Linked DNA regions of Homo sapiens: region 2 is linked to region 1. Evidence: read pairs that join two places in POLR2A ChIA-PET (ENCODE). Cell type or tissue: MCF 10A. All regions are shown on one strand. Links, peaks and the distances in the headings refer to the core of each region. The heading gives the core; the rest is flanking DNA.

The links. ChIA-PET counts read pairs that join two places held together with the same protein. Peaks named below come from ENCODE experiments on the same cell type or tissue, not always from the same donor. Only the 100,000 strongest peaks of a DNase experiment are listed, where the experiment ranks them.
Region 2: POLR2A ChIA-PET joins it to region 1 with 5 read pairs; 2 of 35 experiments call an interaction of 5 or more read pairs at or near these places.

The regions. Positions count from the first base shown.
Region 1 is chr6:6,497,513-6,509,257 of GRCh38, forward strand. All of the region lies in intron 3 of LY86-AS1 (LY86 antisense RNA 1), which reads right to left. Among named protein-coding and RNA genes, the nearest start is that of LY86, 85 kb to the right of the region's middle. In MCF 10A, for the core only: a CTCF peak has its summit at 7,779 (motif pointing left); no DNase peak of the experiment used is centred there.
Region 2 is chr6:6,431,060-6,442,804 of GRCh38, forward strand. It overlaps LY86-AS1 (LY86 antisense RNA 1), which reads right to left. Exons shown (of 8, transcript NR_026970.1): 4 at 7,517-7,673. Among named protein-coding and RNA genes, the nearest start is that of F13A1, 120 kb to the left of the region's middle. In MCF 10A, for the core only: no CTCF peak of the experiment used is centred there; a DNase peak (open chromatin) is centred at 6,082.

The sequences.
Region 1 (11,745 bases), core at 1,328-9,327:
TGAAAGATTGTGTCCGTTACTAGTGGGAGTCAAGACAAAGTCATGCAGACTTGAGGCTGGTGGCCTCAAGCGATGAGCAGAGGAGCCAGTCTTTGGGGGAAGAAGGCTGAAGATATGCCTGACAGAAAAGCTGCCAGGTGACTTTCCAGTTCTTGTGGGACCCAGCAGGCCCCCAGCACTTTGTTTCTCATGGGCACATAAGAGGGAGCTGACCACGGCTGCGGCAGGGCCCGCGCCACATGCAGCAGTGTTTGTTCATGGTAGCGCCAGCTATGCAGCCCAGCGGGTCCATGGGTTTGGTTTGAGTATCTGCTTGAGTCAATGTCCATAATCCTCTTCCATACTTTTTCCTTGGCAAAATGAATCTTTATGGCTTTTAAGTGAATAGATGTCATAGCTGGATCCAAATGGGACCGCGCCGGTCTCCTCCTGAAACTGGAGTTCCTTGGAATATGTGTGAGATCAGCTGGCAGCATCCTGAGGCTGCTCTGTGGCAATGGTATGAATGCCACAGGCACTGATGTTTGTAGCCATGAACTTTCCAGGAGATATTTGTCCTGCTCCCTATAAAGATTAGTAAAATCTCCACACAAGATGAGCATTCTTCACATTCACATGGCCTCCAGGAGCATCAGTCTGGGCTCAGGAGTCCTCAGGAATGCAGCACCTCATGCCTTTGGCTAAAGGCCTTTGACAAAGTGCTGGGGGAGGGAGCGTGGCTATGGGAGGGGCATGGCTGTGGAGTGGGCATAGCTAATAAGCATTCACCACAGCTACAGGCTATTTTCATCTCCTCAAATTCTCCAAGAAGTTCTGTCATAAATTCAGTGGTAACTCTCCAGAAAAATCTTTCCCACCCCTCCCCTGTTCCCACTCACCTTAACCCACTTCAACTCATCCTGGCCTGGGTGCCATTTCGTATTCACCCATATAGCCCGTGAGGTAGCCCTTTGTGGTTAAATGTACATACTATGGCATAGTAGTATTTTTGAAACATTAACTGATTTTACTTCTTCTGATATTTGCCCTCTTCCTCCCCTTTATCCTCCACTCCCACTCACTGCCCCCACTCCTATTGAGGCAGATGGTCTCTTCTGGATTCATGGCCTCAAAGAAGGGCAGAAGGTAGAAGTGGTCTATTGATTTAGCTTTGATATTTACCAAAGCCTCCAACAATTAAAGAGATTACACCAAAATACCTCAATAGGGTGCTTTAGAGAGAGGTAAAAGGTCCCTCGACCTCTCAAGAAGGGGAGACCCCCTTACCACTCCAATGCAGGGCCTCAACAATGTAACTGGACTTCAAAGAGAGATGGTATCAAAGCCCTGAATTTCCTCTTTGGACATTAGGCACAGCAAAGATCTGTTGGACCTCAAGTACAATGAAGATGCCAGCATTTCTAATGTGGGTAATCTGGCTTCTCTCCACATTTTGGGCTCCATGAGTCTGTTGGAGCCCTAGTAAGGAGAAGATTACGACAGCGACTGACATTAAGTTTTCTATCCTCATGGTAATAGAGTTTTAGGGTCTCAATTAGTTTCATGGGAAGAAAATAAATGAAGTAGCAAGTGTGTTTTTTAAACTTGAGTCTTAAACACTTGCAGTGTCTGTGTTGTATCATCTTTTCATCAATAGGCCCTCAACAGCCGGAGGGGGAATGATGTGTCTGAGTTCTCCCACAGACACTCTGGAGCAGGTATCCCCAGTGTGCCAGGAACCCTGCTGGCAAGAACATGCTAACATATTTAGAACCGGTTTCTCTTGGGAGCTGTTCATTTAATACGTGTGGCACATGGTAAGGTGGTCAATGAGGCCAAGGTCTTTCAAAGGGATTAATAACTTGACTATTTTTAACTGCTCATCATACATACTTAAGAGAGAGTGGCACTGCTTGTTATTATCTCAATTTACTTCATTTGTTTGCTTTCATTTAAATCTGCTTTATTTCTCTTTGTTTTCTTTCTTCCTTTCTTTCCTTCTTTCTTTCTTTTCCTTTTTTCTTTCCTTCAACAAGAGCCTATTCTTGTCTCCAGAAATATTACGTTAAGTAGTAGGAATACAGATAAGAGATGAGAACACATTCAACAACAAAAAAATCCCATTTTTAAAAACAGCACTGTGGAGGTGGGCATGTGTCTAGTGCGAATAAGGTAGAATAGCACATGCATGTGCCACTCCCTGTGGCAGAGGTTCCACTTAAATAACTGTATGGACGTTCATAAATAAATAAATCTGTAGCAGTGAAGAAATTGGGAGCAATGAAGGTCTTTTGTAGATGGGAGACTTCAATGCATTTCTTGAATATGGAAGCAGATGGGAACATGAAACAGAGGAAACCAAAGCCCAATTATGTGTATGAGGGGACTTCAGGGGAAGTGGCTGCCAGTCAGCCTCACAAGATGTCAGCCAGCATTTAGGCATAGGGTTACTGGCTCCACTCCCACACAGGGCAGAGAGCACCAGGTTTTTATCTCCTAAAGAGGGCAGAAGAATAGCAAGAGACTCTTCACTAAGACAAATGGATAAACTAGCTGGGGAGGAATTTGTATTTTTTTTAATATAGAATGCTTCACAAATTTGTATTTTAGCGGGGATGTTGATCTAAGAGGAAAGCTCCCCTTATTCTGGCATTTGGTGGGTGGAGATGAAGCAGAATGTCTCATCTAAGGCTGATTCCCACACATGTACATCCTAAAACAAAATCTGTCAGTTAGCCCTATGCATTTGCGCAGATTTCGTGTCTGCCTTCCCATTCAGGGGAGATGTCTATTAAGAAACATATCATCAACCCAAATTAAAAAGAAACCTTTACTAGGTAGCTATTATTATGAAACGAATCCTTCACTCATCAATGTGAATCTACAAAAAAATCATCAGACATTTAAGGACAACCACAAGCAGAAAATTAAAAAAAGAAAGACCAAAACATACATAGTCTCAAAGGAAAAGAAATAATTCAAAAACTAGAAGAGATTTTTTAAATTGTTAATAAATATCTTTAAAGAAATTTGAGAAGATATTGCATTTATAAAACAAGAATAGTATGGCTGAAAAGAGAACTAGCAGAGAACACAGAAGAGTTCCTATAAATTAAACATCTAACCTCTAAAATATGAAATTCAAAAGAACAGCTGAAATATAAAGTCAAAATACTCTCCTAGAGCTTAAAGCAAATGGCAAAGAGATGGCAAATTTGAAAGATAAAGGTAAGAGTCATAGAGAAATAATACAGGAGTTGCAGAAATCTATCAGGTAGCTAAGAGGAATTATAGAAAAAGACAGAGAAAATGGATGGGGGAATTTTTTAAAGAAATAATAGGGCATACTTCACATTTGATGAATCCATTGAGTACTGAGCAGGATGAATTAAAATAACTACTGAGCCAGCACATCCTCTTGAAATTTCTGAACACCAAACATAAAGAAAAAAATTATAAAGCTTCCAAAGACAAATTCAGGGAACCATCTAACTCGTCATTAGTCAGATTAGTCAGAAGATAATGAAACAATGTGTTTAAAGTGCTAAGGGAAAAAAATCTTTTGAGCCTAAAATTCTATGCCCAAACTATCATTGCAGTATGAGAGTAAAATAAAAATATTTTCAGATAAAGACCTAGATGATATACCACACTTTCTGTGTGAGGAAGTCTTCTGAGTATATATACTAGTAAAACAAGGAGAAAAAACAGAAAGATGACATGGAATCCAGGGCTAGACTTTCATCCTGGAGGTCACTAATAGGAAGCCCAAGGATGGTGGCTGTGCAGCTGATCTGGACAACAACAGGTCCAGGATAGGAGAGTCTGGGAGAGACCCTATCCTGGGGCACCATGAGAGGATAAAGGGATTCAAGACAATAGTTAACACTATTGAAGGTCTGGATACAGTTGAGATTATGATAGAGAGTTGAGATTCTTTTCCAAATAAGAAAAAAATAACTCAATTAGAAACCTACCTGGTATTTTTTTAAGCCAGGGCCCAAAAATCAGGGGAAGAAAAATAACACTTGATTTTGAGTGACTGATAAAATGTAAGAACAGAAAACCGATGTGACCTTGAAGCTAGGAACACTCTGCTTCAAGTAGCTCTGGAGTCACGACCTGAGACCTACAGGGCAGGAAATGTCATCATTAGCTCCTTACTTGGCACTGCAGTCAACATTTATATAGTCTTTATTATGTCAATGCCACTTACTAGTTTTCCAGTTTTAGAATCCACCAAGAGATAAAGCACAGGAGATTGAATTATGATCACAGAATAGAAGAGAAATGTTATCAACTTTGACAAAGTAAAAGTGCTGCAGCAGCTGACAGAAGATGGGTAGTGAAAGTGATGAGATGTATAGGGAAGAGCAGGAGTGAAGGTCTTATTCTTAGTCAAGAAATAACGCTTACAGAATAAGAGGTGGAGGTTTATTAAAAATATTTAGGTAACCCATAGAATAATTAAAACCAAAAAAGTTGAAAGGGAGGGAGAAAAGGAGGGAGGGAGAAAAAGAGGTAGGGCATGCATAAGTAAGATAAATGCTCATCTCTCATAGCAGTGGTCAATAGATCTTGATCAAAAGGATCACTTAAAGTTCTTTATTGCAAACAGCAGAACTCAGGATGAGTAAGCAAAAAATACCTTTCTAATAGGGTACTGGGTAGCTCACAGAATCCTCTAGAAGTTCACGGTCAAGCAATTTCACATAATGCCAAGCCCAACTCCACTGCCAAAGTGGGCACAACAGTGGCAGCATTAGACTCATAGCAATGGAAAAGCAAATGTCAGCTCCTCAGATGGCTCTGCAGTGAGCTGTTATATACGAGCTGCTGTGGGGAAATTTCTCTATCACCACTCCAGCAGCTGGTGCAGCCCCTGCAGCCCCTCCAACAACACTCAGGCCTGGATGGCAGAAATTCTGCTGCCATTCCCTCCAAACAGTGCTGCAAGTAGTAGTTGAAGCACTACTACCACACTCACGGAAGAAAAGTGAACTCCCCACACAGAACTCCCTCCTCTGCCCCCTCCTAAGTGACAGCCCAGTGTGGTGTGGCAGGTTAGCAGAGCCTATGTCACAGTCTGCTTTCTTCCAGCAAAGGAGGCCAGAGAATGAGTTTTGGCTTCTAGCTTGGGGAGGTATGATACATAACATAACATAGAAAACTCTTCAAATAGAGAAAGGTATTAGGAAGACACTGGACCTCAGAAACCTGGCAAATGCCCACCACACTAAAAAAATCAAGCAATCAAGTTATTGGTTTTCAAAAATGTATTGAGTTTTTTGTTTTTTGTTTTTGTTTTGGTGGACATGGCATTTGATCACCAGAAAAACTAAAAGGAGAAAAAGTTAGTTGTCTTTGCATAGACTGATGGTGAGTAGGACCATGCCAAAGATAGGAAGTGTTCAGTATAAATCCTACATGCCATTTTATATGATGTGTACATGGGTTACTTGGATGACTTTTTAATTTATAATTTTTAAACTCACCCCTAAAACACTTTAACCACGCTATAGACTCAAATACCAAAAACTCTACCAGCCTCACTCACCATATATAAATTCCTACTAAAAAAAATAGTCTTCTGATATTGCCATTTATACACCAGCCAAAGGCAGGTTGGTATTGAACTTACTAGAAATCTTTTCTTTTCCCGTGAGCAGAGATTGTCTTCTATTTCATGGGAGAACCTTTTTAAAGATACTCTGTTGTGTCGAAGGAAATATAGGAGAATGTACAGCCTCGTGGGGAATGGTGCTAAACCTGAGACGGTTCTTTGGTGACGCAGTGGTTTTTCAAGGTAGAGCGAGAACCTGAACTGCCAAGAACAAGTCCCTGAGCTCAGCAAGTCCAGCTCCGTGGAAACTGCCTCCTCCCTCAAAAGCAAATGCAGAAACTACTATCTGCTTCCCCACACTTCGCTGATGTTTCCTATATTCTGACTAGAAAATGAGCTGATGCTATCTGGTTTTCTTCCCTTTTTTCTGCTTTGTTGCTTACAAGAGTTTTTTTTTTTTAATAAGAGCTAGTCTTTACTATGTGCCTATCATTTGCCAGGCAGCTTTTCATTCTTTCTTTTATTCATTTATTTAGCTACATTTACTGAGCACCTGTTCTGTACCAGGCATTGTGCTGAATGCTGGGGATGCAGCAATGAACAACATAGGCCATGTCTGTACACACTACAGTTGTGTAGCACAGCATAGTCGCTAAGCTCATGAGCTTGGACACAGGCTCATGGGTTCAGTCTCACATCGCCATGAACTAGTTATTGATTTAAATCACTTAACCTTACATCTCTGTTTGTTGTTCTAAAATGATGGACACATTTCTAAAATGGGAACATTATTCATCTCAAGGATGTTGTGAGGATTAAATGACATATCTTTGTAAACCCTTGGCACAGTATTTCAGTGAGGGGCAATTAGCAGAAACAGGCAATTATGACAGAATTATACATAAATAAGCACTAGAACAGTTTTAAGAGGAGCCTGCAAAAGGCCATGTATTCTTGCCTGGGTGGATCAGAGAAGGCTTCCTAGAGGAAGTAAGATCTAACCTAAGGACAAACAAGTGAGCGAAATTATTAGTTGAGAAAAGAATAGCAGGATGTTTTAGCTGGAGGAATAAGGTGGAGGTTTGGCTTTTAAGTATGCAACTTCCAGTTATGTTCCGTGTGGCTGACTACGGAGCATCAGTCAAAGAGTAGTCCAAGAAGGAAGCAGGAGCCAAATCAGGGGTTTATAGGTAACATTTTAGAAAACTGAGAACTACTAAAGTGATTTCAACTAGGTGATATTTTGATCAGGTCTACTTATAGAAGTATCACTCTAGATCAGATCTACTTGTAGAAATATCCATTTGGCTGCAGTGTGAAGCGTGGATCGAAAAGAGAACAGACAAGGGACATAATGTGGCATAAACGACTGCCACAGAAGGGATTGTGAGTCTGAAACCTATCCCAACCCAGATCTCATGCAACCAGCCTAGATGGTGGCCAAGTACATGAACCAATCTCTAACATCTTTAACACTTAAGGATCAAGAGAGAAGGATCACACACTCTATCTCTGGAGCTTTAACACGTGGGCTGCCTTAACTCCAAGATCTTCTGAGAAAGAGCTCCCATCAGCACCCTTGGATACAGCAACTGGCACCACACTCTGAACCGATTGAGCTTCTCCAGCAAAGGCAAGACTTCCCCTGTGTGTCCCTGTCTTCCACTGAAGCTGCCCCCACAGTTCTAAATAACCTCATTTCTTGAATCCTCTCAAGAGGAGGCTCAGATGCTTCTGTGTATCTGTGTGGCCTTATGCCATCAAAGATGCTTCAGCATCCAGCTGCTCTGGTCCACTGTGACCTTGTGACATTATGTGACTAACACCAGATCTTTTCCTACTGTTTTGACCCTGGGACCCTAAGGAAGTACCTGAGGGAACAAGTGGAATGAGTTTTAATCCTGCAGGCTTTGTGCGACTTGAATGACAGCCTCTTTCCTGAAGAGGAAACTTGAGAAGTTGAAAACCCACTCTCAAAGAGTAACTACTCTCAAAGACAACCCTCTGCCCAATAACTAGTGATCACTGTAGACATGCGGCTATGGCCCAGCCTCTGCTGAGCAGACAGCAATCACCAAGCTAGCAGAAACCAAGATAGGGCCAGGCAGGATTGGACTTCACCTCCTCAGGAGACCTGTTGGCTCTCTGAGACCCCAGGACCCATGAAAAGGAGGGGAGCAAAGGCCCGGCGAGGGAAGTGAGGGATGGGGATGGATCTGGCCTCTGGATTTCTTGCACCAGCATGTGGTGCCCAAACAGTGCCATCTGGAGACTGATTTGGGTATGTTTGTTTGAACCTAGATTATGTACTGGACCCTCCAATATATAAATGATCATTGATGTCTTGGATATGAAGGAGATTGTCCAGCAGAGGTGTACAGAAGAAGAGGATCCAGAACAGAAACTCAGTACCAACAACTTTAGGATGGGGACGAGGAAGAGGAGAAGACACTGGAGTCTGAGAAGTGTCCACAGAGCTAGAAATAAGTAATCAAAGTGTGGTTCCTGCAAGCCAAGGGAAGAGAATGTTTCAAGGGAGTAGGATTGGTCAATGTTTCTGAGAAGCCACAGAAGACAAAGACAGTCACTTAGTAACTGGGATGGCCCTGGTCATCTGATCAGAGCAATTTCAGTGGAAGCATCAGGGTAGGAACCACAGAACAGGACATGGAAGGTAACAAGGAAAGGTAGAGTGTAAGCAATGTCATGTCCATTACTTTCAACCGTCACATCAATCCTGCAAGCCAGGTATTGTTTTCTTCCCTTTGAAAAATAGGAAAAAGAGAGTTGCCCAAGATGACACAGCTAAGATTTAAACACAAGTCTGAGTGGCAGAAAGACAAAGTCCTTTCCACACACCACTGCCTCCCCAAGCACTTAGCCACCTGTGTGTCTCCGCTGACAATGTTGGAAATTTCTGATAACACTGCACTGAGCAGTGGGATGGGGACACTATGCAGTATGCTTGTTTGTTAACAGAGAAATAAAGTTACATGGAAAACTGGAAAAAAAAAAACAGCAGCAACTTTGCTCTTCTCTTTGTAGCAATGTGTGTGTTTGTTTTCGTGGGCCCTGTTCGTGGACTCCTACTGAACATCTCAGAATTCTTTGGACTCAGATACCTCTTTGCTGTAGTGCAAAGATGCTGACCTGCCAAAAGTGTGTTACAGGCTGTGCCTCTTTGAAGAACCAGCTTGAACTGATTGTTCTTCAGCTTCTCACATAAATTAGAGAACATGAGGCCCACAGCTTTGCCCAAAGTTGTCAACAGGTTTTAATTGTCTCTGCTTTTCCGTACACACAGATGGCTTGGTTAAGCTGCTCTGAGCAGACCTCTACTGTCTCCACTAAGAAAAATTAGACACAACAAATGGAAATCCATTTAAAAAGAAAAGTTATAATAAGGTAAAGTCCTAAGTAACTGTGGCTATTTTTTATGAAGGTAAATGCTATGAATAGTAGCCATGACAGTGCAGAGATAGAGGCAAATTAAGAAAAACTGTAACGAAAATGTGAACTTTTGAAGGCAGGTGCAGAAACTATCAAGAAAAGTAGATAGAAGTATTTGGAAAGGAAAGGAGGTTCTTTTTTTACTGATGGCATCTATAATAGGCCTTGAATTTCAAGTTTATTTTTCCAGGTTCACTCAGAGAAGCTAGAAATGATTCAACAATTATGCTTACAGGAATCTGTCCTTCAGAAATAATACAAGTGTGTAGAGTTATTTTAAAAGATTATATTACAACACTGTTTATAGTAGCAAAAAATTGGAAGCAAACTATTAGATTGGTGCAAAAGTAATTGCTGTTTTTTGCTATTGACAGTAATGGCAAAACCGCAATTACTTTTGCATCAACCTAATAATTAGTTAAATGTAGTTTACATAACAAAACATTGTACACCTAAAGTTAATAATATGAGCTTAAGTTCGTAGAAGGTCAAAGGGTATAAGCATCTTGCATGTTAAAAGGCATTGCTACATTGCACTGTGTAAAGGTTGTACCAAATTACATTTCCACCAACAGTATATGAAAGAACCTATGTCTGTACATTCTAACCAATGCAGCATGTATTACTAATGTTACAGGTTAAAAATAGGTAAGTAAATTATGCATCATTATCATTCTAATTACTATTTCCTTTATTATAAATACAGTTGAACACCATTTTGTTTCATTTGAGAACAATCATTTATATTTTCTTTACTATAAGTTACCCCTTCAGGGACATTTGCAGTGGCTCACGTCTGTAATTCTAACACTTTGGGAGGGCAAGGCAGGAGGATCTCTTGAGCCCAGGAGGTCAAGACCAGCCTGGGCAACATGGTGGAACCCTGTGAAAGGAAGAAGAAACAAAGAGAGAAAGAGAGAAAGACAGAAAGAAAGACAGACAGACAGAAAGAAAGAAAGAAAGAAAGAAAGAAAGAAAGAAAGAAAGAAAGAAAGAAAGAAAAAGAGAAGGAGAGAGAAAGGAAGGAAGGAAGGAAGGAAGGAAGGAAGGGAGGGAGGGAGGGAAAGAAAGGAAAAGAAATAAATTATCCTTTCTTTTTTTTTTATTTTCCTGTTGGGTTTTGGTCTTCATATAAATATATATGCTTATATATGTGAAATTGGCCCTTTTTCCTTTTGTGTTTTCACTTTGTTTAAAATTTTTTGCAATGCTATTGTTTTGTCAAAAATGTTATCAACTTTTAATGGTTTTATTATTAGAAAATATTTATCTATTTAAACTTTCTGAATCTTATATGCTTTTATAATACTTTTAATTCCCATTTTGAACACCTAAATTGTAGCCAATCTGTAGATTTCTGTGTATATAATATGTATGATGGAAATTCAGTCTTTTACCAGATAATTATAAAGATGATCCAAAAGCGTTAACTCGGTACTCCCTATTTTCTTTCACTGTATTAAAATTCCATCTATATCACCTACTAAATTAGTAATATGTATTGCTTCTGAACTTTTTGTTTCATTTATTGGTTTTCCTAGACATGCACCAATACCACATTGTTTTAATTCTGGTAGCTTTAAAATATGTTTTGATATCAAACAAAGATAGTACTCTTTCATTGTTTTTCTTTTTTAAAATATTCCTGGTCATTCTTATACACTTTTTCACAAGATGTTTACAATCTATTTAACTGGTTAAAAGGCTGTTGGAATTGCATTACATTTATGAATTGACTGGAGAACTTTACGAAGTTGAGTTATTCTACCCATGAAAATACCACAGTTTTTTCCAGTAGAATTCTTTATTGAATGAAGGGGGAAAAATCCATCTCTGTGCCAGGGACGTCGGAATCCTAATGCAAAGCTTTATCTACAGGCCCATTCATTTGATTGACACAAAACCTAGCCTTGGCTTAGTTATTTGTTTCTAATTTTGTAGAGAAAGATATTCAATAGCAAATAAGGCTTCTCTGAATGTTCCATTTTCACATGAAGGGCAGAACCAAGACTAAAGGAGTCATTCCCAAGTGGAATGCCTTCTATTTAACAATGCATTGATCTCTGACATTTACGCAACCCAAAACACAGTTTAGTTTTGTTTCCTCATCCCAAACACTACATGATGCCTCACTCAATGAGAAAATATCTAAAATTATCTCATTTGAAAACGCTTAAGAAAATAAGCATTATTGATAAACATTTGCTAATTAACTTTGAAAGATGTCAAGTTTCTTTGCCTGTTGATGGTCTTGGAAATTTCATTATTAAATATTTTCATTATGTAATGGTCACATTAGTTGACAATTTAGTTGCGTAATTTTAGTGGATTGTCATCAACTTCCTATGTAAAGAAGATCACCCACTGACTATTGACTGATTTTTCTAAGTTGAGTTGAGAATAAAAGAAGGAAACTACCATATCCTCACAGGAGTGAGGAAGCTCACTCAGTGCTAGTCAAATAAAATGTTACTGCTGAAGTGCAGCCTGTTAGCTCTGGACTCATTACTCTGAATGATCTCTGAATCCCATTCAGGGTCATTCTTCCCTTGTCTTGAAGAATAGTGTGTATTTTCAGCCAAATATCTCTATGGTCCAGTCCTGTAGTTATCTAAGAAGTCTGATGGCCTTTCTTTATTTCATTCTAGCTCTGTCTCCTTCAGTTCAAATTGTCGATGTTTCTGCTGGGGTGTCTAGGTGCCTGCATCACACCGATACTAATCTCCTTCCCAAATTGTTGTTCAGGCTTCAGA
Region 2 (11,745 bases), core at 2,374-10,373, 65 kb before region 1:
GACCAAGTAAATTTTATTTCAGGAATTCAAATGTCCTTCAGCATATGAAAATCAATCAATACAGTATACCACATTAATAGAATGAAGGGGAAAAACTCACATGAGCATATTAGTTGATACAGAGAAAGCATTTGCCAAAATCCAGCATCTTTTCATGATAAAAACATTCAATAAACTAGGAATAGGGGGTAACTCCTTCAACATCAGAAAGGCCATATGTGAAAAACCCATAGCCAACATCATCCCCAATGGTGAAAGACTGAAATGTTTTCCCCTAAAATCAGGAACAAGACAAAATTGCTCATCATCATCACTTCTATTCAACATAGCACTGAAAGTTCCAACCAGAGCAATTAGACAAAAATAAAATAAAATAAAATAAAAGGCATCCAAGCTGGAAGGAGGAAATAAAATTATCTCTGTTCTCAGATGATATAAGCTTATATGTCGGAAGCTCTAAAGAAACCACAAAAAAAAAACTGTTGGAGCTAATAAACAAATTCAGCAAATTTGCAGGATACAAAATCAACACACAAAAATCAGTATATTTCTATACACTAGCAAGGAACACTCTGTAAAGGAAATTAAGGAAAAAAGTTTCATTAATGATAGAATCAATTTACAAATAAATTTAACCAAGGTAGAAAAAGACTTGTAAAGTGAAAACAACGAAACGCTGCTGAAAAAAGTTAAGGACAACATAAATAAACAGAAAGACAACTTGTGTTCATAGACTGGAATACTAAATATTTTTAAATGACAAAACTAATTAAAGCTGTCTAAAGATGTAATGTAATCCTTTCAAAATCCCAATGGTGTCTTTTGCATAAACAGAAAAACCTATTCTAAAATTTTTTAAGGAACTTCAAAGGACCCCAAATAGATCTTGAAAATGAAGAACAAAATTGGAAGACTCGTGCTTCCCAATTTCAAAACTTCCTACAAAGCAATAGTAATCAAAATACCATGGTATTGGCATAAGGATAGAGACATGGACCAATGGAATAGAATAAAGAGCCTAGAAGTAAGCCCTCATATATCCAGTCAATTCATTTTCAGCAAGGTTTCAAGACTACTCAAAGGGGAAAGGACAGTCTTTCCAACAAAAGATGGCGGGAAAACATGCATAATAAAGTTGAACTCTTACTTTATGTCATATATAAGAATTAACTCTAAATGGATTAAAAACCTAAACTTCAGAGATAAAAATGTAAAACACACAGAAGAACACTTAAGGGAAAATCATAACGTTGGATTTGGCAATGACGTTTTAAATATGACACCAAAAGCAAAAGCAACAACAACACCATAGATAAATTGAACTTCAGCAAAAATAACAACCTTTAAGCAAAGAAGACATACAAATGGCCATTAGGTGCATAGAGATATGGTCAACATTATAGTTGTTAGGGACATGCAAATTAAAACCACAATGAAATATTACTACGCACATTAAGATGACTGTTGTTTTAAAAAAAATGGAAAATAAGTGCTGGGAGGATGTAGAACAATTGGAATCCTAGTTGGTGGTGGGAAGGTAAAATAGTATTGCTGCTATGGAAAATAGTTTGACAGTTCTTCAAAAAGTTAAATATAAAATTATCGTATGACCCTGTAATTCCACTCCTACAATCCCACTCCCAAAATAATTAAATAAGGGGAATTAAATGGATACTCATACAACAATGTTCACAGTAGCATTATTCACACACAATAGCTGAAAGTGGCAACAAGTATCTATCAACGAATAAGTAATTGGATAAAATGGCATATACATACAATGGATTAATATTCAGCCATAAAATTGAATGAAGTTCTGATGGTTGCTACAGTATGAATAAACCTTGGAAACATTATGCTAACTGAAAGAAGTCAGACACAAAGGATAAACATTACATGATTCCTCAAAGATGAAATACCTAGAAAAAACAACTTTAAAGATAAGGAATGTAGAGTAGAGGTTATTAGCAGCTAAAAGGCAGGGGAAATGGGGAGTTATTGCATAATTACTAAGAGTGTTTGTTTGGAGTGATTAAAAAGTTTTAGAAATAGATAAAGATGATAGTTACACAGCATTGTAAATGTATTAATGCCACTGAATTGTACACTTAAAAATGCTTTAAATGATAAATGGTACGTTGTGTGTATTTTACAACAATAAAAATACATTCATACAAAACAGTAATGTTCGTTTCGAACACATACAAAACAGTATACATTAAAATGGTTGCATATGAAGTGAGAGGGGGGTACACAGGGAAAAGGCATAACTGTGAAAAAAAATGAATGAATAACAAGAAAGAGGCCTAACAAGAACCAATAATCAACAACAGACCATGAAATAAGAATTCTTAAACTCTATTCTGTACCTGAGGTCTGAAAGAAAACCAAAAACAACAAAAATATCTGAGTGTGTCAAATTATGAACTGCCATTTTGAATGGAACCGACACACATGTCCTCGCGGATTATGATACTCTTCTCATATATTGTCTCAGATCAGGATACTTAATTCCAAAGGGAGTTACTGAGAAATGGAAGGAAATGTATGTGAAGGCTACAGAGCACATTTTACTGAAAGACAGCTGTGTGACACTACCTTCATGTTGATGAATTGGTCCTCCTCTTAATTCTTACAGTACTTTTTATTGATAACATTTGTAATGAATTAAAGATGATAGTCAAGAATTTTTTGATGTTCCTGCTACCAAGAGATGCAGTTAATTTCCCTTACGTTTAAATATGGGTTGGTTTGCAACAGCCTTATCTTATACAGACAGTAAAAGTGTCAGTGTATGATTTCCAAAGCCAAGTTGAAGGTTGATTCCTTGGAATACATCTCTCTGGGACCCCTGAACTGCATGTAAGAAGTCAACTGTTCTGACATAGCCGTGCTCGACAGGCCATAAAAAGGCGCTCTGGGTGATAGCTCCAGCTAAGCCATTTTCTCTAAACCACATACATGCCCATAGTTAAAAAAAAAAATGCAGCTACAAGAAGGTGATGTGAAAAGTAAACATCTCCTCTCCTTGTCTCTCAACACTACTGCCCCTCCCTTTAGACAATTTCTGTTCGTTTGCTATTATTTCTTCCAAATATATTCTGTGCATGTGTTACATTTATATTTACATTTATCCATTCTTATTTACATAGAAATGCAGATATGACCTTATGCTTCTCAGTTAACAAAGTATCTTGGAGATAGATCCATATCATCATATAAAGAGCTTTCGTGTTCCTTTTCATGGCTGTATGTAAGCAATGTCTGGACGTAACCACAATTTATGTAACCAGTTCCAACTTGACTGTTTCCAGTCATTTGACATTCCAAACAATGCTGCAATAAAAAACCTTGCATATTTGACCTAGAAGCCCAATTCCTGGATTCCAGGATATGCACATTTTACATTTTGATGTATATTGACAAATTGCTTCTTAGAGAGTTTGCACTTATTCATACTCCATCAAAAATGTGGGGAATACCAGTGCAACTAGCACTGTGTACTATCAAGCATTACATTCTTTACAAGTCTATTAGGTCAAAAATGTTTAATTGCTCTCTAATTTGCATTTATTTTATTATGGATAGAGTACAACATCTTTTCATGTGTGATATTATATATATACATTTATCTATATCTATACGTATTTGTTTCAGTGAACTTATCTATTTATGATTTTGTCTATTTTATAGGGAGTAATTACTTGTATTTAATGATTTCAAAAAGCTCTTTAGATTTTAGTTAGCCCTTTGTCATATTAGATACATTTTTCTATTTTTTTATCTGTCTTTTAACATTACCTATATTCTTATTTTTGCCATACATAAATTATAATTTTTAATTACTCAAATTTGTCAACTTAGCATTTTTTCTTGATATTTTCTAGCCTTTCCTACCTCTTGATTTATTTTTTCAACCTAATATCTTTTATTTATTTGGTTTTTTTTTAAATTCAGGGGGGTACATGTGCATGTTTGTTACACGAATATATTACATACTGGTGGATACTGGGCATCCAGTGAACCCATTACCATTACCAAACAGTGAACATCATACCTGATAGGTTATTTTTCAACCTTCCCCCTCAACTCTTTCCCCTTTTAGAGTCCCTGGTGTCCATTATTTCCATCTTTAGGTCTATGTCTGCCAAATGTTTAGCTCACCCTTAGTGAGAACATGCAGTATTTAGTTTTCTGTTTCTGAGTTAGTTGACTTAGTATAATCGTCTCCACCTCCATTCATTTTGCTGCAAAGGATGTGATTTCATTCTTTTTTATGGCTGCATAGTATTCCATGCAGAATACATACCACACTTTATTTATCCAGTCAACCACTGATGAACCCTTAGGTTGGTTCCATGACTTTGCTATTGTGAATGGTGCTGTGATGAACATGCAAGTGCAGGTGGCTTTTTTATACAATGATTTCTTTTCCTTTTGGTAGACACCCTGCAGTGTGATTACTGGGTCAAATGGTAGTTCTACTTTTAGTTCTTCAAAAAATCTCCATACTGCTTTCCATAGAGGTTGTACTAATTTACATTCCCACCAACATTGTGTAAATGTTCCCTTTTCTCCGCATCCACGCCAACATCTATTGTTTTTGACATTTTAATAACAGCTATTCTGACTGGTGTAAGATGATATCTCATCATGGTTTTAATTTACATTTCTTTGATGATTAGTGATGTTGAGCATTTTTTCATGTTTTTGTTGACCACTTTTCATGTGTACGTCTTTAGAGAAAAGTCTGTTCAGGTCCTTTACCCAGTTTTTAATGGGGTTGTTTCCTTCTACTGTCTTTACAGACTCAAATTTTATCTTTAAATATATTTTAAACACTCTGAAAATTATAGACAGTGGAATGTACAAATATGAAGTACACAGTTTAAATAGTTTTAGCAAATGTGTGCATTTGTGCAACTCATGCAACTATCAGAGTTGAGAAAATTTTCATTTACTCCAGAAAGTTTCCTCATGCCCCCTTCTCGGTTCTCTCCATACCCTGCATTTGAAGCAACAATTTTCAGATTTCTCTCATCTGAGATTAGTTTTGCCTGTTCCTAAAAGGCTTATAAATGGGATCATGCAGAATATATTCTTCTGTTTTTAGCCCTTAATGCTCAACATGTTTTTTGTTTGTTTGTTTTGTTTTGTTCTGTTTTTTTTGGTTCATGAATGTTGTTGTGGGTATTAGTAATTCACTCCCCTTTTACTTACTGAAGCTGTGTCATTGTCTGGGGTAAATACCCAAGGTTCATCATCTCACACCAAGGAAATCAAGGACATGGACACACAAGAAGTGAGTTTAAGAGTGGAGGTTTAATAGGTGAGAGAAAAGAGAAAAGCTCTCCTTCCTGCAGAGAGGAGCTCCTGAGTGGGTCTTCCAATTTTATGGTGAAACGCATAGGGTTTTATAGACAAGCTTGAGAAGTGGTCAGACCAGGTGTGCCACCTCAACCTAATCTTTTATTATGCAAATGGGTTCTCTACCTGTCCGGCGCCATGTTGCCTGTTCCTTTATTGTACATGTGGTTGACAAAGAAAAAGGGAGGTGGAGCCTCATGTTGAACATGCCTGGCCCCCAGGTAGCCTTTTCCTATTGGCACAACTGCTAGCATTCACCCGTGCAAGCATCTAGCTTGCCTTTCTTTGTCTGCAGCTTGATTTTAGGGGCTGCTCTTTATTAGAAAAGAAATGATTTGGGGGCTGCTTTTCGTTAAAAGCGAAGCCTTACTGAGGACTCTCTTACCCTCACTAACAGCCTAAATAATTTCTTTTTAGCTCCTGTATCATTATGAGTAGTATTCTGTGGTATAAATATACCACAATTTGCTTATCTGTCTCTTAATGGTGAACATTTCCATTTTTGCATGTTCTGGCTAATATGTATAAAGCTATGTGATCATTCTTGCACAAACTTTTTGTAGACATGTTTACATTTCTCTTAGGTAAATACCTAGAAGTGTAATCCGTGAATGACACAATACATTTTCAATTTTTAAAAAGCTTTATAAGAAACTTTCCAAGTATTTTGCAATGTGGTTGTGTAAGTTTATACCTCATTATCATTGTATGAGAATTCCAGTTGGTCCACATCGTCATGAACAGTTGGTGTTCTCAGTCTTATTAATGTTAGTCATTCTGAATGGTGAATGCTAGCACGTTGTCATTTTAATTGCATTTCTGGTAACTAACAATGTGGAGCATTTTTTAATGTGCTTACTAATCATTGATATATCTCTTAATAAGTGTCTAAGTCTTTGCTCATTTTCATTGGATGGTTTGCCAGTTATGTATATTGTGACTATTTTCTCCAAATCTGTGGTTTCACTTTTTTAAAATCAGTGTCAAATGTTTTCTGAAGAACAGATGTTTTTAAATTTGATGAGTTCAGTTTATCAATAATTTCTACTACATGTTCATGTGTACATTCACACACACAAACACAGAGTTACACTTCTAATGAAAGCTAACCCTGTGGATCTCAAACTTTCTATTTCCACCCAAACCATAGTTACAGCTGTTACAGCTGACAGATTGTCATTAATCAAATTATTAATTTCATTCACATTAAAAATGCATACACATAAATACTTGTTGTAATGAAACAGCATATTTTAGAATGCATAGCCCTTCTCATTTTGAGCTCCCACTAACTTACAGGTGTTTTCAAACTTAAGATTATACATACGGTCATTTCCAAAAGGAGAGCTTTTTCCTAAATTCTTCATTAAAATTTATTAACTCCTTGTCAGAGAGGCTGAGGACAAAGACGCTTGAACTAATATGTCAGTACCATTGCCAGCAAAGATCAATGAGGGAGGAGAAAAACAAATCTCAACAATACTATGTCAGTGAAACTATTGGCTTAAATTTACCTAATGTATATTCGGCTATCCAAGAACATACTTTTACAGTAAGGATATACTCTCCTTCATTTCCATATCTCTCATTTTGGGGGCTGAAAAAAGGAGCTATTAATGCAACCAAATGGCTTATTCAGGTCACACAGCATTGAAGCAAGGAAACTAGCCAAAGCCGCCTGCCAACATTCACCAGTGAACACCCCATGGCATCGAGTCTGGCCATGGCAGCCATCTATCTTCACAGCCACCAGATCTCTTGAGCTTCTACATTTCCCTTACCCTCCCTTGGAGAACCCTACCTCCTGGTGCACATCTCAGAAATACAATCTCAGTGCTTCCCTCTGCCAGGATGACTTGGCCCATCTCAGGCATATTGATTGGAACTCAGTGGAAACTTTTCAGTCAATTTTTTTAAAAGAAAGAAAACCACCCAGGCACAACTGAAAAAAAAAACACAAAACCTTAAATTCTATTCAATGATCTGGGTTTGTGCCAGACTGGAGGGAACAACTTGCAAATTCTTCTTTAGAAGCTGTCAGAATACTTGCCTTAAATTTGCTCTGACTCAGCTCTCTGCAGGAAAGACATGTTGCCACAGCTGATTCATCAATAAACTGTTTCTTGTCCAAGACAAGTCATAGACTCACCTTTGATTCCACTTGACTCTGTTCGGTTCAAGAAAGGGGTGCTTGCAGTCAGAGTGGACCACCACACAACTCCCGCAACTCAGTATGCCTTGAACTGCTCAGAGAATGGCAGTTGAGCTTGTCTTCTTCACTCCTGGATGTGTACTCATTCCAAAGGCTTTCAACAAAAACAGATGTTTAGGAGAAAAGGTACAATTTAGAAAATGTCAAATCACCAGGTGCTTCCTTTTCATGATGAATAAATATCAATTTTTTTAAAAAGATGGTGTCAGTAGCAATCCAAAACACGTACTATAGGAAGTGAAAAATATAAGGGCATCCTCCAATTCTTTAAAGACTTATTTTTCTATGAATTGTTCTTCTGTACCCCATAGCATTGTGTTAAGTTTAAATACCAATAGCCATCTTTTATTTCTATTGCTGAAAGACTAAGTAGTAACTTACATGAAGGTAAAATATGTCTCTACCAATACATCTAACTGTATTTATCACATACATTCAATAGAAATTTCAATAGAAAGCTATTATCTGTCAAAAAAAATTCAGGCTTCTTATTGCATTTGAATCTGAATCTGATAGTTTATATTTTCTTTTATGCAGTATGTGAAAAGAAAAGTTGATTCCAGATATGTGGTTTTCCTGATCATCAGAAGATTATGCACCAGAAAAATTAAGCAACAACTTTGTACTTAATATTGGGCAAACAAGTAGGAAGGATTTTCTAGTCCTATTGAAGAGCTGATGTAATTTCAGTACTGGGATAAATATAACTAAGTATTTTTTTCCTTTATATATATTTTCTCAAGAATGTTCATTATTCTCTGAGCTCTTATCTGGACTCTGCATTGTAAATATTCTTTTTATAAGAAGAATACTATAAAATTGAAAATACTTGATAGTGAACTCTGATTCTTTCTTAAGGTTTATTATATACCACTGTGACTTATAATATATTTTAATTTTATCTAAGGCTGAATTAAGTTGTTTGTTTGTTTAGCTTTATAATTTCTATTTCTAATCACTAAAGAGGGGTAAATTTTGATAATCAGTGAGAATTTTGCCGGGGGGAAGGAGTTCTGGAATGGAAGACAGGAACTGAAATAAATTTGCTCCTCTATAAAAGCAACAGAAACAATGACAAAAGCCATCAGAATCAACTTGTTCAGAGCTCTGAAAGTTAATAAAAGGCAGGCAATTATTTGAGAAACATTTATTTAAGAAAAACTGCTGAACCTACATGAGAACAGGGCCTTTGTGATCTTTTAACTTGTTCGTAGGAGCCTTGAATACTAACCATCTGGCAGCCACAGTTGCTATAAAAACCAGCAGCCTTGCAGCCACTAAATGGGACAGACTTGATTTGAAACTTCTCAAAAGTTCCCATCTTCAGATCAGTGTTCACTATTTGACTTGACATAGAGCTCACTCTGCCAGAAAAGCTCTATTTGCAGTCACTATCTGACCTGACTTGGAGCTCACTCTGCTAGAAAAGCTCTACCCCCAGAGAATTGGTTGGAAACAAAGCTTTGAAAATTGTTTAGCAGCACAGTTGCCTGAGGCTGTGATACCAATAGGACCAAACAAGAGGTTGGCCAAAAACTTAAAAGGAAGATCTGGGGAATGGGCCCACACAGGGCTCCAGAAAGCTCTGACATATTCCTGAGGATATAGAAGGAAGGCCACATACATGTACAGAGCTGTGTGCATTCCCTAGAAACATCTGAGAGGAACCCAATCTTCCATCTCTGGCTGACTTTTAGGCCCTGTACAAGCAGGAAGTGAAGGCTAAGACAGAGGTGTAAACTACCTGAGCATTGAAAACACACCCCAACACACACACACAGTCTGTCAGCAAAGGGCAGAAGTTTTATAGCTTCAAGGCATGTAAGAAAATCTCTGACCAATTGTTGTTTGACTGCTAAGCTAACCAAGCAAAGGCTCAATAACTTCACACTACAGGGAATAAATACTTTACAGAATAAGTTAACAAATATCATTAAACAAACAGCAGCAACAACAAACCCCAGGAGTAGGGGTGGAATCTGATATCCAGAGTTGCCACATCATATCAAAAATGCTCAATTTGAAATAAAATATTAGAAGATATGCAGATAAATAGGAAAGGAAGGTTCATATGAAGGAAAAGAGCAGTCAACAGAAAAAGTTCCCAAGGGGCCAAATGAACAAATATTTTAAACCAGTTATTATATATACATATAAATATATATACACATAAATATATATACACACACATATATGTTCTAAGAATTAAAGGAAACCAAGTCTAAAAAATTAAAGTCGATTTAACATCGGAAAAAAGAACAAAAACCACATGATCATCTCAACAGATGTAGAAAAGGTATCTGACAAAATCCAGCATTCCTTCATCATAAAAACACTCAACAAACTTGGAGTAAAAGGAAACTTCTTTAACCTGATAAAAGGTATCTGTGAAATATCCATAGCTAATACCATACTTGGTGAAAGACAGAATGTTTTTCCTCTACAATCAGAAACAACATTGTCCATTCCTGCCACATCTATTCACTATTGCACTGGAGGTTCTAACGAGAGCAATTAAGCAAGAAAAATAAATAAAAGGCATCCACACTGGAAAATAAGAAGTAAAATAATCTCTAATTGGAAATGGCATAATACTGCATATAGAAAATCCTAAGGAATACACTAAAAAATTATTATAACTCATGAATGAGTTCCAAAGATTTCAGGATACAAGATCAATAAAAAAAAATCAGTTGTATCTCTATGCACTTGCAAGGAACAATCCAAAAATAATGTTAAGAAAATAATTTTATTTATAATAGCATCAAAATAAAATGCTTATGAAAAATTTAACAAATGCACACTGTGTACAGTATGAGACTTTTTCACTGAAAATACAAAACATTCCCAAAGGAAATTAAAGAAGATCTAAATGAATGAAAAGATATCCCAGGTTTTGGGATTAAAGGACTTATTATCATTAAAATGTTAATAGTTCCTAAATTAATCTACAGATTCACCACAATCTTGATCAAAATCCCAGCTGGCTTTTTGACAGAAATTGACAAGCTGGTCATAAAATGTATGAAAGTACAAGGACCCCATAATAACTACAACAATTTTAGAAAAAAACAAATTTAGAAGACCCACAGTTGCAACTTCAAAGCTTACTGCAATGTTACAGTAATCAAGATAGAACGCAACTGACATAAGGATACACACATAAATGAATGGAATCGAGGTGAGAGTAAAAATAAACCTCTACCTTTATATTTAACTGATTTTTAACAAGTGAGCTAAGATCATGTAATGGGGAATGAAACAGTCATTTCAACAAAAAGAGCTGGGACAACTAGATATCCACATGTCCAAGAAAGACATAGTTGTACCCCTTTATTATATCATACACATGCACAAAACCTCAAAATGAATCATAGGCCTCAACATAAGAGCTAAAACTATAAAACTCTTAGAAAAAAACATAGGCGTAATCTTTGTAACATAAAATTAGGGAATGTTTTCTTAGATATGATACCCAAAAGCAAGATCAACAAAATAAAAATTAAATAAATTGGACCTTGTGATGGTGCATTTTAGTTGTCAACTTGACAGGATGGAGGGAAGCCTATATGATTGGGGAAGCATTGTTTCTGGGTGGGTCTGAGAGGGTGGTTTTGGAGGATATTGGCATGTGAGTTGATAGACTGATTTGCATTTCTCTGATGGCCAGTGATGGTGAGCATTTTTTCACGTGTTTTTTGGCTGCATAAATGTCTTCTTTTGAGAAGTGTCTGTTCATGTCCTTTGCCCACTTTTTGATGGGGTTGTTTGCTTTTTTCCTTGTAAATTTGTTTGAGTTCATTGTAGATTCTGGATATTAGCCCTTTGTCAGATGAGTAGGTTGTGAAAATTTTCTCCCATTTTGTGGGTTGCCTGTTCACTCTGATGGTAGTTTCTTTTGCTGTGCAGAAGCTCTTTAGTTTAATTAGATCCCATTTGTCAATTTTGGCTTCTGTTGCCATTGCTTTTGGCGTTTTAGACATGAAGTCCTTGCCCGTGCCTATGTCCTGAATGGTAATGCCTAGGTTTTCTTCTAGGGTTTTTATGCAAATCAGAACCGCAATGAGATATCATCTCATACCAGTTAGAATGGCAATCATTAAAAAGTCAGGAAACAACAGGTGCTGGAGAGAATGTGGAGAAATAGGAACACTTTCACACTGTTG